Regions from separate parts of the Mus musculus genome. Here regions 1, 2 and 3 are each linked to region 4. A link is a contact called in ENCODE Hi-C or POLR2A ChIA-PET data. All regions are on one chromosome and are shown on one strand. Each heading gives the region's core, a stretch centred on a gene start or an enhancer-like site at or near the end of the contact. The rest is flanking DNA. Distances are from core to core; before and after follow the strand shown.

Region 1 (2,827 bases), core at 87-2,586, 68 kb after region 4:
GGAGAGCATAGCCGCAGCTCGCTCGGGCCGCACGGTGCCTTAGCGCCTGGAACCTCTACCAGTGACCCTGGAGCACACTCTCCTCAAGCCTAGGCTCCAAATGGAGCCCGCAAGCAAGGTGTCCCTTCCTCAAGCTCCCCCACCACGCCCCCAGCCCGGGTAGCGCGGCCAAACCGGCCCCTACCCGCGCCACGCTCCCCGGACTAGCCCTGGCAGGGCGCCCCCTACCCGCTTCTCCCGCCTGTATGCCCCTGGATTCCGCCCCGGCCGGGGGCCCGTCCCCGGCGCCAGGCCGACCCCGAGGTCTCCCTCTCTGCTCTGACCCCCTCGGTGCGCTGCTCCCGCCCTCCTGTCTCCTCCCAGCCAGATACTACCTCCTTGACCGAGGCTTGATCGCAGATCACGATCTCCTCCTTGTCCTTGGGGGTCTTGACGGTGACCCGAATCTGGGGCCTCGTCTCAGCCCCACTCGGCTCCGCCATGCCGCCGCCCGGCCGCCCGCCAGCCCGTCCGGCTCCTCCTCCTCCTCCTCCCGGCCCGCCCGGCCCGGCCCGACTCCGGGGCCTCCAACTCCCCCTCCCGCCCCTCCCCAAGGCTCCGCCGCCCACTCCGGACAGCCGCAGCCACAGCGCCCCGGGCGGCCTGGGGGAGCACTGCAGCTGGGGCGGCCCAGGCCCGAGCAGGGTGCGCAGCTGGCCCGGGCCGGACAGCGCGGAGGGCGGGAGATTCAGGGCCGCCTGCGGCTCCCTCCTGTTCGGACAAAGGACTTTCGTTGTCGCCGTCTTATCTCCGTTCCCTGGGGTCACTTGGTTTTCTTGAGAGGCCTGGGTTCGTTCCTGGTTCAGGACGTCCTTAAGACCTCTGCGGATTCGAGCAGTCGTGGCCTCCGGGGAACCGCCCCGAGGGAGCCATTAAGGACGGTTTCAGAGACCTGGAGTTTGCCTACGTGGCTTCTCTGAGCCTTGGGAGTAAAAGAGCAAGACCCCACAGAATTGTGACTAGCGTACAATATTGCTTTAAAAAATGGTCAAGGATGTGCCTAACAGATAGATTTATTATTAGATTGCGATTGACCAGTAGGCACGAAGGCGTCCTTCGCGTGGAAGATGTTAAAAGTATTTCCACCGTTGCCACTGTCCTTGCGCTCCCGCTCTCCCCCCCCCCAACTCCACAACCACATGGTCCCACTGGAACGCTGAACTATGGTTCCCAGAATTCCTTGAGCGATCACATGAAACTACGATTCCCAGAGGCCCTCGCGCGGGGCGGGAATTGGGCCAGAGCCTCAGTAGATGGGCCCGGTGACTACAACTCCCAGGCGCCTCGTAGCTGGGCTCCTGGGCCACCGGAAGCGACTGAGGGAGAGCAAGAGGCTGCGACTGTAGGGGTGTGTTGGTGCAGGTCAGGGTTAAGAGACGCAGGCATGCTGCGTCCCAAGGCTTTGACGCAGGTGCTAAGCCAAGCCAACACTGGAGGAGTCCAGAGCACCCTGTGAGTGAACAAGAACCCAAGCAGCGAGCGCTGGAATGGGGCGGCGCGCGGCTGTCTGCAGTAGGGGTAGGGAAGAGCCCTACGCCGGGAGGTGGCTAATGTTGCAAGCTGCAGCTTCGGAAACCCTGCTTGAGGGCTTCCTCGGAAAGGGAAATGGACAGTTGATTAGCGTGTTCCTGGATTCTTGCTTCCTAAAAGCGCCAGTAGCTGGAATTGGGATAGGAACTCAGACCTTTCACTCTTCCTGAGTTTGTTGATATCCTTCCCATTCTTGCCAGGCTGCTGAATAATGAGGGATCGCTGCTGGCCTACTCCGGTTATGGGGACACAGATGCCCGGGTCACTGCGGCCATCGCCAGTAACATCTGGGCCGCGTATGATAGGAACGGGAACCAAGCGTTTAATGAAGACAGTCTCAAATTTATCCTGATGGACTGCATGGTATGGAGTAAAGTAGGCTGACTTCGAACTTGCAATGATTATCCTGCTTCTGCCACCTCAACCCTGAGATTGCAGGTGTGCACCATCGCACCTTGCCAAATAAAACATAGATATTAAAAAAGGAAGTGAGAGTACGGTGCTGGCCTATGTGAGGGTCCATCTCAGTGAAAAGGAGACATTTGTTAAAAGATCCGAAGGACGATAGGAAAGGGGAAGAGAATTAAGCCATACAGCAATCATTTGGGGAAATATTTCTAACAGTGCTTGCTATGGTGGCTTATGCCTCTAGTTCAGTACACGAGAGACTGAGGCAGGCTCTCTTCGAGTATTTGTTTTCTTTCTTTCTTTTTCTTTTTTTGTTTTTCGAGACAGGGCTTCTCTGTGTAGTCCTGGCTGTCCTGGAACTCACTCTATAGAATCAGGCTGAACTCTGAAATCTGCTAGCTTCTGCCTCCCAAGTCCTGGGACTAAAGGTGTACACCACCACCGAGCAGACTTTGCAAGTATTTCTGACAACAGCAATTGCAAAGGGCCGAGGGCGGAGTGAGGCTTGGACAAAGATCAGTAAAGATGGAGCATCACAGAATGGGAAAAGGTTGTCGGGAGAAAGGGCTAAAGTCCTCTGAAGAGTGGCAGTGTGCAGAACTGAAAAAGGTGTTTGCAGTGGGGAAGGCCCCTTGGGAAGCTCTTCACTGTCATGCTGGCAGCCCATTCTTTACACCCACTCTCATTCACACTGGGTACTGAGTCCAGGGCTGGTGTCACTGCAGCCTAGCTAAGCTCTAAGAAATGCTTTTTAAGGGACAGATGTGGAGCTCAGTGGTAGAGCAGTTGCCTAGAGTGTTTGGGATTCTAGAACCCATTCCAAGAAACACAGTTTTTATTTTTGAGTCAG
Region 2 (2,958 bases), core at 453-2,952, 120 kb after region 4:
ACAGAAATAAGAACTCTCCCAGAACCCAGCGCAGTGGCAGTGGCACGTGCCTTTGATTCCAGCACTCTGGGGGCAGAGGCAGGCAGATCTTTGAGTTCGAGGCTGGCCTGGTGTACAAAATGAGTTCTAGGACAGCCAGAAGTTCATAGAGAAACTCTGTCTTGAAAAAACAAAGCGCCAGGCGCACGCCTTTAATCCCAGCACTCGGGAGGCAGAGGCAGGTGGATTTCTGAGTTCAAGGCCAGCCTGGTCTACAATGTGAGTTCCAGGACAGCCAGAGCTATACAGAGAAACCCTGCCTCGAAAAACCAAAAAAAGAAAAAAACAAAAAAACAAAAAAACAAACCCCCCCCCCACCACCAACAACAACAACAAAAAAAAAAACAAAAAAAAACAAAAAAAGCAGCAGCAACAACAAAATCTCTTAAGAGTCCCAACTCAAGCCCACTGCCTGGACCTGCAGGAACTGCAAGCTAATCAGCAATGGACAGGGGAAAGCACATGGCAAAAGGGGAAGGAACATGGCAGAAGGGGATGCCAGGGCCAGTAAGGCTTAGGCTAGGGTTACAGGAGAGGATTAGACAGCTGATCGGGAGTCTTTGATGGAGGCTGGAGACCCCGGGACATGGAACCAGGGGACCAGGTTACTGTATTGGGAGATCATCTAGTCAGGGCCCACCCAGAACTGGCTAGACAGGCATGCAGTGGCTGAGGAGGGGGTAGCTTTGCTGTTCTTGCTCACACCGTTTAAGATGGAACCAGGATGGAGACCCTGCATTAACAACCCTCTGACCCCGTTCCTCTTTTCAGGCCCTTCTCGAAGCCACAAAAATCTGGAACCTGGTGTCCTGGCCATGTGCTGAATGCACGCACAGCACAGCTCTGGTATCTGTTTTAAATTATCCATTAAAATAAGTACAGTCCTGGAAAAAAATAAGTACAGTCTTGGATTTGGTTGGGTGGAGTGAGCTGAAGAAAGGGGCTGAAACGAGGGATTTCAGCAGCCCCTTTTTCCAGCTGTCTAGGTCCAAATGAAAGGGGAGGGGGGAGTGGGCGGGGCCAACTTCTGGCTTCTATTCTTGGCCTTCTCTTGGGGACTGAGGCTTATTTCTTAGATCTAAAACCCAATGTTTGGTTTTAAAGCCAAAAATATAAGGGAAGTGCATAGGTTTGGGTTTTGTTTTTTGTTTTTTCCCGAGGTCCTTGATCTTTGCCCCCAAATTTGAGGGCATAAAGTAATCCCTCAGTTACCTAAAAACACAGCCATTCCTTTGCCATTCCACTCTCCTGGATTGGCCGCTTCTGTGCGCGGGGGAGAGGTGACTCACTATTACTACTGAGGAAAGGGGAGCCAGTGGTGGAAGTGGGGTGAGTCACTGATGGGCAGCAGCTTCAGCCCTCCCCCCAACTTCCTTGGCTCTCTGGGGATGCCTGATCCTCTCCCTCACTTTGCACCTACTTCCCCTGGTCCCTCACCACTACCCTTTGCCCACCCACTCAAATTCTTTGGCTCTGCTCTTTACTCCAGAAGGCCAAAGGCAAGCTTAGAGTTGAGTAGGCAGGAACCAACATTGTGAAGCCCCAGGCCAGAAAGGGGTGTTCTGCAGAGTGAGGGTTGGCATGCTGGCTCCTCCTCACCATACCTGCCCCCGCCCCTTTGGGTACAGGATGGCTCCTTTAAGAGCAGTGGATCCACCCCCTGTAGAGGAGGGCCTATTAGAGCCTCTGCCTGGCTGTCAGTGACTCAGTGTTCGCGGGAACGCTGCCTCAGCCTCAACACCAGCCAACCCAGATCCCGAGGTGCGCCAGCGCCCAGCCCAGATCTCCACGCCTGCCAGGAGCGAGCTTCGCCGGCTCGCTGTCCCCCTGAGCAGCCTCTGTCCTTCTGTCCAAGTCCCGCGCCCTTCTCGGGACCCCTGCCCAGCGGGCAGCACTGTCACCCTGCCGGCCATGGAGACCCCGTCACAGCGGCGCGCCACCCGCAGTGGGGCGCAGGCCAGCTCTACCCCACTGTCGCCCACTCGGATCACCCGGCTGCAGGAGAAGGAGGACCTGCAGGAGCTCAATGACCGCCTGGCCGTGTACATCGATCGCGTGCGTTCCCTGGAGACCGAGAACGCGGGGCTGCGCCTTCGCATCACTGAGTCTGAAGAGGTGGTCAGCCGAGAGGTGTCCGGCATCAAGGCGGCCTACGAGGCCGAGCTGGGGGATGCCCGCAAGACCCTTGATTCTGTGGCCAAGGAGCGCGCCCGCCTCCAGCTAGAGCTGAGCAAAGTGCGTGAGGAGTTCAAGGAGCTGAAGGCTCGGTGAGTGAGGCCCGGCCGGCCGGCACCAGGGAGGCAGCAGTCGCCTGTAACTGGCCATCTAGTCCCCTCCCTCCCCGGAACTGCCTCCCGCGGGTGACTGGCAGTGCCAAGGGTAATAGACATGATAGGACATAGAAGGGAGGGGGTCTCTGTGAGAGGGTGGGGGATATAAAGAGTGGTGGGGGCATTGAGACCAAGTAGCGTTGGTGACAGGGCCTATGCTGTCAAGGTGGGATTTTTCAGTCATTTGGAGCTTGGGGGATGGGCTTGAGGAAGGTAGAACAGGCTCTACCAGGTCTTGGAACTCCCGAACGCCGCCCGGGACACATCAGAATGGGTGAAAGGGTTTTATTAGAACTTTCTTGGTAGGTTTGGCACTTTGCCAATCTTGCCCAACGTGGCTCTGAACACATGATGTCCACTAAGACATAGCGCCCACACTGACATTTGTCCAGTGGTACTGTAATGGAGTTACCAAGGCTGCATAGCCCCTTTCTCCCATGGCTGTGTAAGCACGGCCTTCTCCTGGTTCTTTCTAGGAGCTGAGAATGTCTGGAGCTTTTCCTAGACTCTCAGGCCCACCAGAAGCACACCAGGAGATCTGCTCCCCCGCAGCTCCCACAGCCCTTGGCCTCCCTGGTCGAGGAATGCA
Region 3 (2,902 bases), core at 400-2,899, 65 kb before region 4:
GGCCTAATATAAACACAGCGGCAAACAGAGACCCGGACTCGGGACTCAAACAAGGTGGAAGGTGAAGACTGATACCAAGGCTATCCTCCGACCTCCCACATTCACCACGGCTATGTCATTTCCTGATGACAAACACTGTGTGTGTCATACCAACACACTCACTGAGGGTCAACAAGATGCTCAGAGCATAAAGGTACTTACTGCCAAGCAAGATGACCTTAGTTCAATCCCTCACATTGCCAAGCCCCAAATCCTATGACACTTGAGAGACATACATACAAATGAGTATTTTTAAAACACTGACTTGATATACCAGAACTTCATGGATCAAAAACATATTGCCTCAAATATCCATAAAAAAAAACTGAGTTTAAGTTTCTAAGCACAAAAACTAGTCCATAAAAGTAACAAGACCAGCCAGGTGGTGGCTGCGCATGTCCTTATCCTACGTAGATGGCAGAGACGGATATCTCCCCATTAGTTCGAGGCTAAACCACGGTTCCAGGACAGCCAAGACTACGTGGACTTGTCTCGAAAAACAAAACAAGGGAACTACATCAATTAAAACTGCCTGACTTCAGGATGCAATGATGGGGCACAGCACTTGGGGGGTCAGAGGCAAGAGGCATCTCTGCAAGCAGGCCAGCCTGGTCTAAATATACAGAGTCTCTGCCTGAAACAAAAAAACCAAAGCCCATTCATTGCCTTGCAGGAACAATTTAACAAGGTATCATCTAAATACTCCCAAACGTGATCTTCACTCTAACCGGTTTCATCTTCATTAACCCCAATGACCAAGCAACTGAAAGGTGAAGAAAGGGGAGGAAAAAGAAAATCCCGAAGCGCAGAGCGTCTAGCGCTCGCAATACCTTCTCGGCCGCATTCTGAGATGGTTTCAGCTTCCCTTTGGCCATGAGCATAGCATTGATCTTGGCAGCCACGGCAGCGGCGGCATCCAAGGCTCCTGAAGGAGCGGCGGCGGTGGTGGCGCCCCCGGGGCTCGCCCCGCTGCCAGCGACTTCTCCACCTGGGGCCGTTGGCGGCAGGAAGAGAAGCGGAGCTGGCGCTGGCTGATCCCATTTGCTGCGGCGCCTACAGGTAGGAAAAGGGAAATCCTGAGGCCCACGGCCTTCCTTTGTGTAGTCTCCCCCTTCGTACACTCCATCCCGCGTCGCCTGCCATGGTCCCGAGACGTGCCCGAGATTCCTATCTAAAGCTCAGTCCCACTCCCCTTATTCCGATCCCCTTACGAAACATTTCCTTTCCAGTCACTTCCATCCGGAGACTCGGCTCGGCCGGGAACGCTCTGCGTTCGCCTTCTCCTTGGCTCGTCCTTCTAAAAGGCTCCGAGTTCCCTCCCTTCCCTCTCGCACCGCGGCCGGCCTCTTTCCGGGCGCCCGAGGCCAGCTCAACATTCTCTCCAGAACCCCGGCCTCGGCATCCGGACGCGTCCTACTAGACGGCCCGTCCGGCCCACACGCAGCCTCGCCGGTCTCCCTGCCCCGGGCCCGTGCTCGCTGCCCCCAGCCTGGCCCGCGAAGCCCTTACCCGCCAGCGGCAGGATGTGTCGCGCTCCCTGCGGACATGGCGGCCTGCTCCAGTCAACCACCCGCCAACTACCCACCACCGCCCTCCCGCCACTTCCGCCCAACGCGCTGACGCACGGCCTTTTCCGGCCGTGAGGTAAGGCGGGTCCGGTGAGGACTCTTGATTCCGATTGGACCCTCGGTGATTTAAAGCGTCTGGCGTCTCAGTGACAGGAGTGCCTGCCTGTCGACTCTCCGGCTTGCTCTCTTGCCCTTAATAAAAATGGTTGTTGGGCCTGGTTTAAAAGCGAGTTGCGGGCTAGGAGAATCCATTTTTATTGTGGGCAAGCGAGTTGCCTGGAAGACAAGTCAGAAAATGAAGCCGACTTTCTCCGCGTTCTCTTTGCTCACGTGGAGTCCCAGCCTGTAGCGGAGGAGAACCCTGCCGGCGACTTCAGCGCACTTCTCGATTCAGCTTATGAAAAAAGGAAATGATTCTTTCCAAAGTCATTTGCACAACTTCCTTTTCTTTCTTTCTCTTTTTGTTTTGTTTTGGGTCCCCCACCCACCCACCCTTAGGGATAGGAAGCTCCAGTCAGCCCGCTGCATGGGGGGGGGGGGGCTGTTCTGGTGGCCATGAGCAAAAACATTGGTTTTGGCAAACTCGTAAGCACTTGGACAACTTGTTATAAAACAAGTAAAGTTGGAGAAAAACTGCTCAGCGAGGTGGAGCTTTTAAAAAAAACGAAGCCAGGGACTGAGAGATAGCCCTGCAGACGAAGGTGCTAGTAGACAAACAACGATGTAAGTTAGATCCCTGGAGCACACAAGGAAAGTTGCTCTCTGATCTAAGAACTGTCATAATGGAGATTAAAAATCAAAAGTTATGAAATCCCCTTCTCTGAGGGCTGTGTGTTTACACTTGACTGCCTCTTCAATATACTGAAAAGCTTTGAATTCTAAGGAGTTTTGGGTGAATCTGAAAAACAGATCCTTAACGTTTATGCAAGTATTCTTCCAACAGAAAGCAAACAAACCCAGAATGCTAGCTTATAGAAATACTTACATTCCGACATAATTCATAGAATAAAATTCACTTGGGGCTGGTGAGATGGCTCAGTGGGTAAGAGCACCCGACTGCTCTTCCGAAGGTCCAGAGTTCAAATCCCAGCAACCACATGGTGGCTCATAACCATCCGTAACAAGATCTGGCGCCCTCTTCTGGAGTGTCTGAAGACAGCTACAGTGTACTTACATATAATAATAAATAAATCTTTAAAAAAAAAAAAATTCACTTAAAAGCTAAATAATAGAGAGTTTGGGCACATAATAAATAAATATACATTTGTGGTAGGGATGAAGACACTGCTCTGTGG
Region 4 (2,865 bases), core at 98-2,597:
GCCTGAAAATGATCTGCTTGGTTGGCTGGCTGCGGGAGGGTCATTACGCTCTCGCTAAGGACAGGGATTAAGATTAAAGCCCTTCCTGCCTTTGCTTTCCGAGAGAGCCTTATAATGTGAGTGTCCTGAGGTACAGGGAGGCGCCGTCCGCCTGAACCAGGCCCCCCTGGCTTCACTTATTCATCTACAAGTCCTCCTCGGCTTCACCACTTCCTGTGAGCTGAGGTGAGGAAAGTCATGGCATTTGGGAGGGCGTCTGAATACAAAGACAGGAATAAAGGACACTTGTAAAGGCGTGCTGGAGAGGTCGTATTGCAGAGTGTGCTGATAATTACACAGCCAGACTCCAGATGACAGGTGAAGGGCCCCCAAGCCGAGGCGATAATCGAAATATGGCTGAGGGGAGTGGGGGAACTGGGTTAACCGAGGCGGCTGGAGAACCAGGAGCCTGGAAGCTGATGAAACAGATAAGGGTGGGAACTACTCTGGGTCCTGGCACCGAGACGCTCAGGATGTGAGAAGGCATCCCAGCGACACAAAGGCAGCTTGCTTCACCTGATGGATCGGTTTGGCCTGGCGGAGAAAATGGGCGGCCGCTTGCTGTCTTGACCCCTAGCCACCCGCCTACCCCAGGCAAGAACTGAATCACAGCTGGAAAGTCCATCCGCAAGAAGAGGAGGAGCTGACTTTTGTCTTGGAGGGGCGGGAAGGTGGGGGAGGGAGCTTGGAAAACACCCCCTCCGGCCCCCTCCACCCGCTGGTGGGGACAAAGGGGGAACGACCGAGCCGGCGCTAGCGGGCACGGCCGCAAGCAACCCCCGGAACTGGGGTGCGGAAAGGGGTGCCCAAGAGCGTCGTCCCTAGGAACCCGACACGCTCGCCCCTCTTTCCCGCTCGATCCCTTACCGGAGCAACTTTCTTCCGAGCGGCCCAAAACACTCGGTCCCGCCGAACCACTGGTAACCCAGCTCAGCTCTCCTAGATCCCCGCACAGAAGCTGCGCGGGTGCTGGAGACGCGGGTCACGTTGCGGTCCTCCAGCCCCCTCCTCACGCGCTCGCAGCCCCACCCACCCCGTCCGGCCGCTGCGCGCGGACTCGGGCGCCCCAGAGCGGGCGGGGGGACGCGGGACGCGGGGCGGAGGCCCAGAGGTCGGCAGGGCGCCCGGTCGCAGAGCCAGCCCACCTTGGTTGCCTGCTCCTTGCTCCGGTCGATCCGCGCGCGAGTGAGGGATTCGATCCGAGACATAATCCAGCGTGAGCCGCGGGAGGACGCGGCGGCCCCGGGTGTCCAGCAACGGCGGGGGAGGGGTCCGGCCGCACGCGTCGGCCTCGGGGACAGGAAGTCTGAGTCCCCTCGCCCCTGCACCCAGCACCAGTTCCTCAAACCCTAGTCTCCTCCCCCACCCGAGCTCAGGAAGGGGAGAGGCGGAGCGGAGGCAGGGCGGGGTACCCGCGCACCGGACGGGACGCCGGGGTTAGTATCGCTGCAGTCTGCTGGACAGGGGTCCTTGGGACAGGTTCGAGGATCCCTTTTCCCTTTAGCGCTTAGGAACACTCTCTGACCTCAGCGACCTCCCTTAGCTCGGCTGTCCTTGAAAAACACCGGCGCCCATTCCGGGTAACTTCACTCTTTAAAGACCCTAAGGGGATTCTATCACCTTATCGGTAACTGGGAGACCTAGCCATAAGGGCTCACTCATCAAACAGGCTTGAGTACACAGACCGCTTTTACAATGTTGGACTGGTATGACAAGAGGGAGGGGGCAATGAAAGGGGAACTAGAAGCTTCATCGTTAACAGGCTTCACTCCCCCAAAAGAGTGAAGAAGGGGACTCCTTTCCAAAAGCTAGGAGTCCACAAGAGAGGGTTTTCCCCTCACCCCCCCCCACCCCCCGCCCAGCTTCTCACCCCTCTGGGCCTTGTGGACCACACTCTGACCATCCTTCTCAGCCCCACCTCTGCCAATTACTTTGGCAGTGAAGGTGAGAAGGCTCCACCTTTCCTGAGGCTAGCTGAGGAAATCCTTCCTTGTGTCCTGACACCAGTTTTCTCTGCCACAGGAGACTATAGAAACAACTTGGCCCTGTCTGGAAACGTTTGAGCTTGCTGAGGAGTGTGGGTGGGTTTTCATTTCTCTGGACCCTTTGAGTCAACCTGAGTTTCCTGCCACTGGGGAAATTCTCCAGTCTGCTCCGTTTCCACCTATCAAGGTCTCCGATTTCTCTGTAAAAACCTGAGCACCCTGGGGCAAAGTTTTGTAAAAATTTAGGGTACTACCTAATCTAGTCCCAAAAGTGTGTGGTAATGAGGGAGGGAGATGGCTAGGCGTGGTGTTGCACAGAGGCAGGGAGATTTCTGAGTTCAAGGCCAGCCTGGTCTACAGAGTGAGTTCCAGGACAGCCAGGGCTACACAGAGAAACCCTGTCTCAAAACACCGAAAAAAAAAAGAAAGAAAGAAAAAAGAAAGAGGGAGGGAGATGAGGCCCAGCCACTGTCACCAGCTTCTGCTCTGTTCTTCTCGGTAGCGGGGCAGGGAGGGTGGTGTTAGGGCTGCAGGTTTCCAGCCCAGCCCTGCACTCCTAGAGTGCCAATTTTAGCCTCAGTCTCTAATTTGGGCTCGGCTGCCTCATCCACCCGCTGTGCTGGTTGGGCTCCTCAGCTCCTCACCCCGGCTCTGCTCCCCTCCCACTCTGCTCCTCTGACCTATCTCCTGCCTAGGAACTCCCTCACCTTTTGTGCCCATTCTCCTGTTCAGGGTCCTTATATAGTAAAGGCCAGGGAAAAAGAAACAATGTCCAGTTCAGGCTGGCCAGATGAGGCAGAAAGGACTTTCCCAGACCAATTCTGTTTTCTCTGAAGGAATC

Evidence for each region. A loop is a pair of places that touch in the nucleus more often than their neighbours do. ChIA-PET counts read pairs that join two places held with the same protein, here RNA polymerase II (POLR2A).
Region 1: POLR2A ChIA-PET joins it to region 4 with 68 read pairs in Patski. The contact joins the promoter of Lamtor2 here to the promoter of Arhgef2 in region 4. A Hi-C loop is called at or near these places in 1 of 37 maps with a recorded cell type or tissue (mouse embryonic stem cell). POLR2A ChIA-PET finds 5 or more read pairs at or near these places in 4 of 5 experiments (Patski and embryonic stem cell).
Region 2: POLR2A ChIA-PET joins it to region 4 with 36 read pairs in Patski. The contact joins the promoter of Lmna here to the promoter of Arhgef2 in region 4. POLR2A ChIA-PET finds 5 or more read pairs at or near these places in 3 of 5 experiments (Patski and embryonic stem cell).
Region 3: POLR2A ChIA-PET joins it to region 4 with 56 read pairs in Patski. The contact joins the promoter of Khdc4 here to the promoter of Arhgef2 in region 4. A Hi-C loop is called at or near these places in 2 of 37 maps with a recorded cell type or tissue (T-helper 17 cell and T-helper 2 cell). POLR2A ChIA-PET finds 5 or more read pairs at or near these places in 4 of 5 experiments (Patski and embryonic stem cell).

What each region holds. Positions count from the first base shown.
Region 1 is chr3:88,551,460-88,554,286 of GRCm38, reverse strand. It overlaps Lamtor2 (late endosomal/lysosomal adaptor, MAPK and MTOR activator 2), which reads left to right and starts at 1,336. Exons shown (of 4, transcript NM_031248.4): 1 at 1,336-1,491; 2 at 1,770-1,932. The coding sequence starts at 1,424. Ubqln4 (ubiquilin 4) reads right to left here and starts at 571. Exons shown (of 11, transcript NM_033526.2): 1 at 375-571. The coding sequence starts at 482.
Region 2 is chr3:88,502,096-88,505,053 of GRCm38, reverse strand. Lmna (lamin A) reads left to right here and starts at 1,702. Exons shown (of 12, transcript NM_001002011.3): 1 at 1,702-2,306. The coding sequence starts at 1,951.
Region 3 is chr3:88,684,534-88,687,435 of GRCm38, reverse strand. It overlaps Khdc4 (KH domain containing 4, pre-mRNA splicing factor), which reads right to left and starts at 1,649. Exons shown (of 14, transcript NM_028814.4): 1 at 1,549-1,649; 2 at 870-1,092. The coding sequence starts at 1,586.
Region 4 is chr3:88,619,641-88,622,505 of GRCm38, reverse strand. It overlaps Arhgef2 (rho/rac guanine nucleotide exchange factor (GEF) 2), which reads right to left and starts at 1,347. Exons shown (of 22, transcript NM_008487.4): 1 at 1,185-1,347. The coding sequence starts at 1,247. Gm20652 (a long non-coding RNA gene) reads left to right here and starts at 1,401. Exons shown (of 2, transcript XR_375820.2): 1 at 1,401-1,475.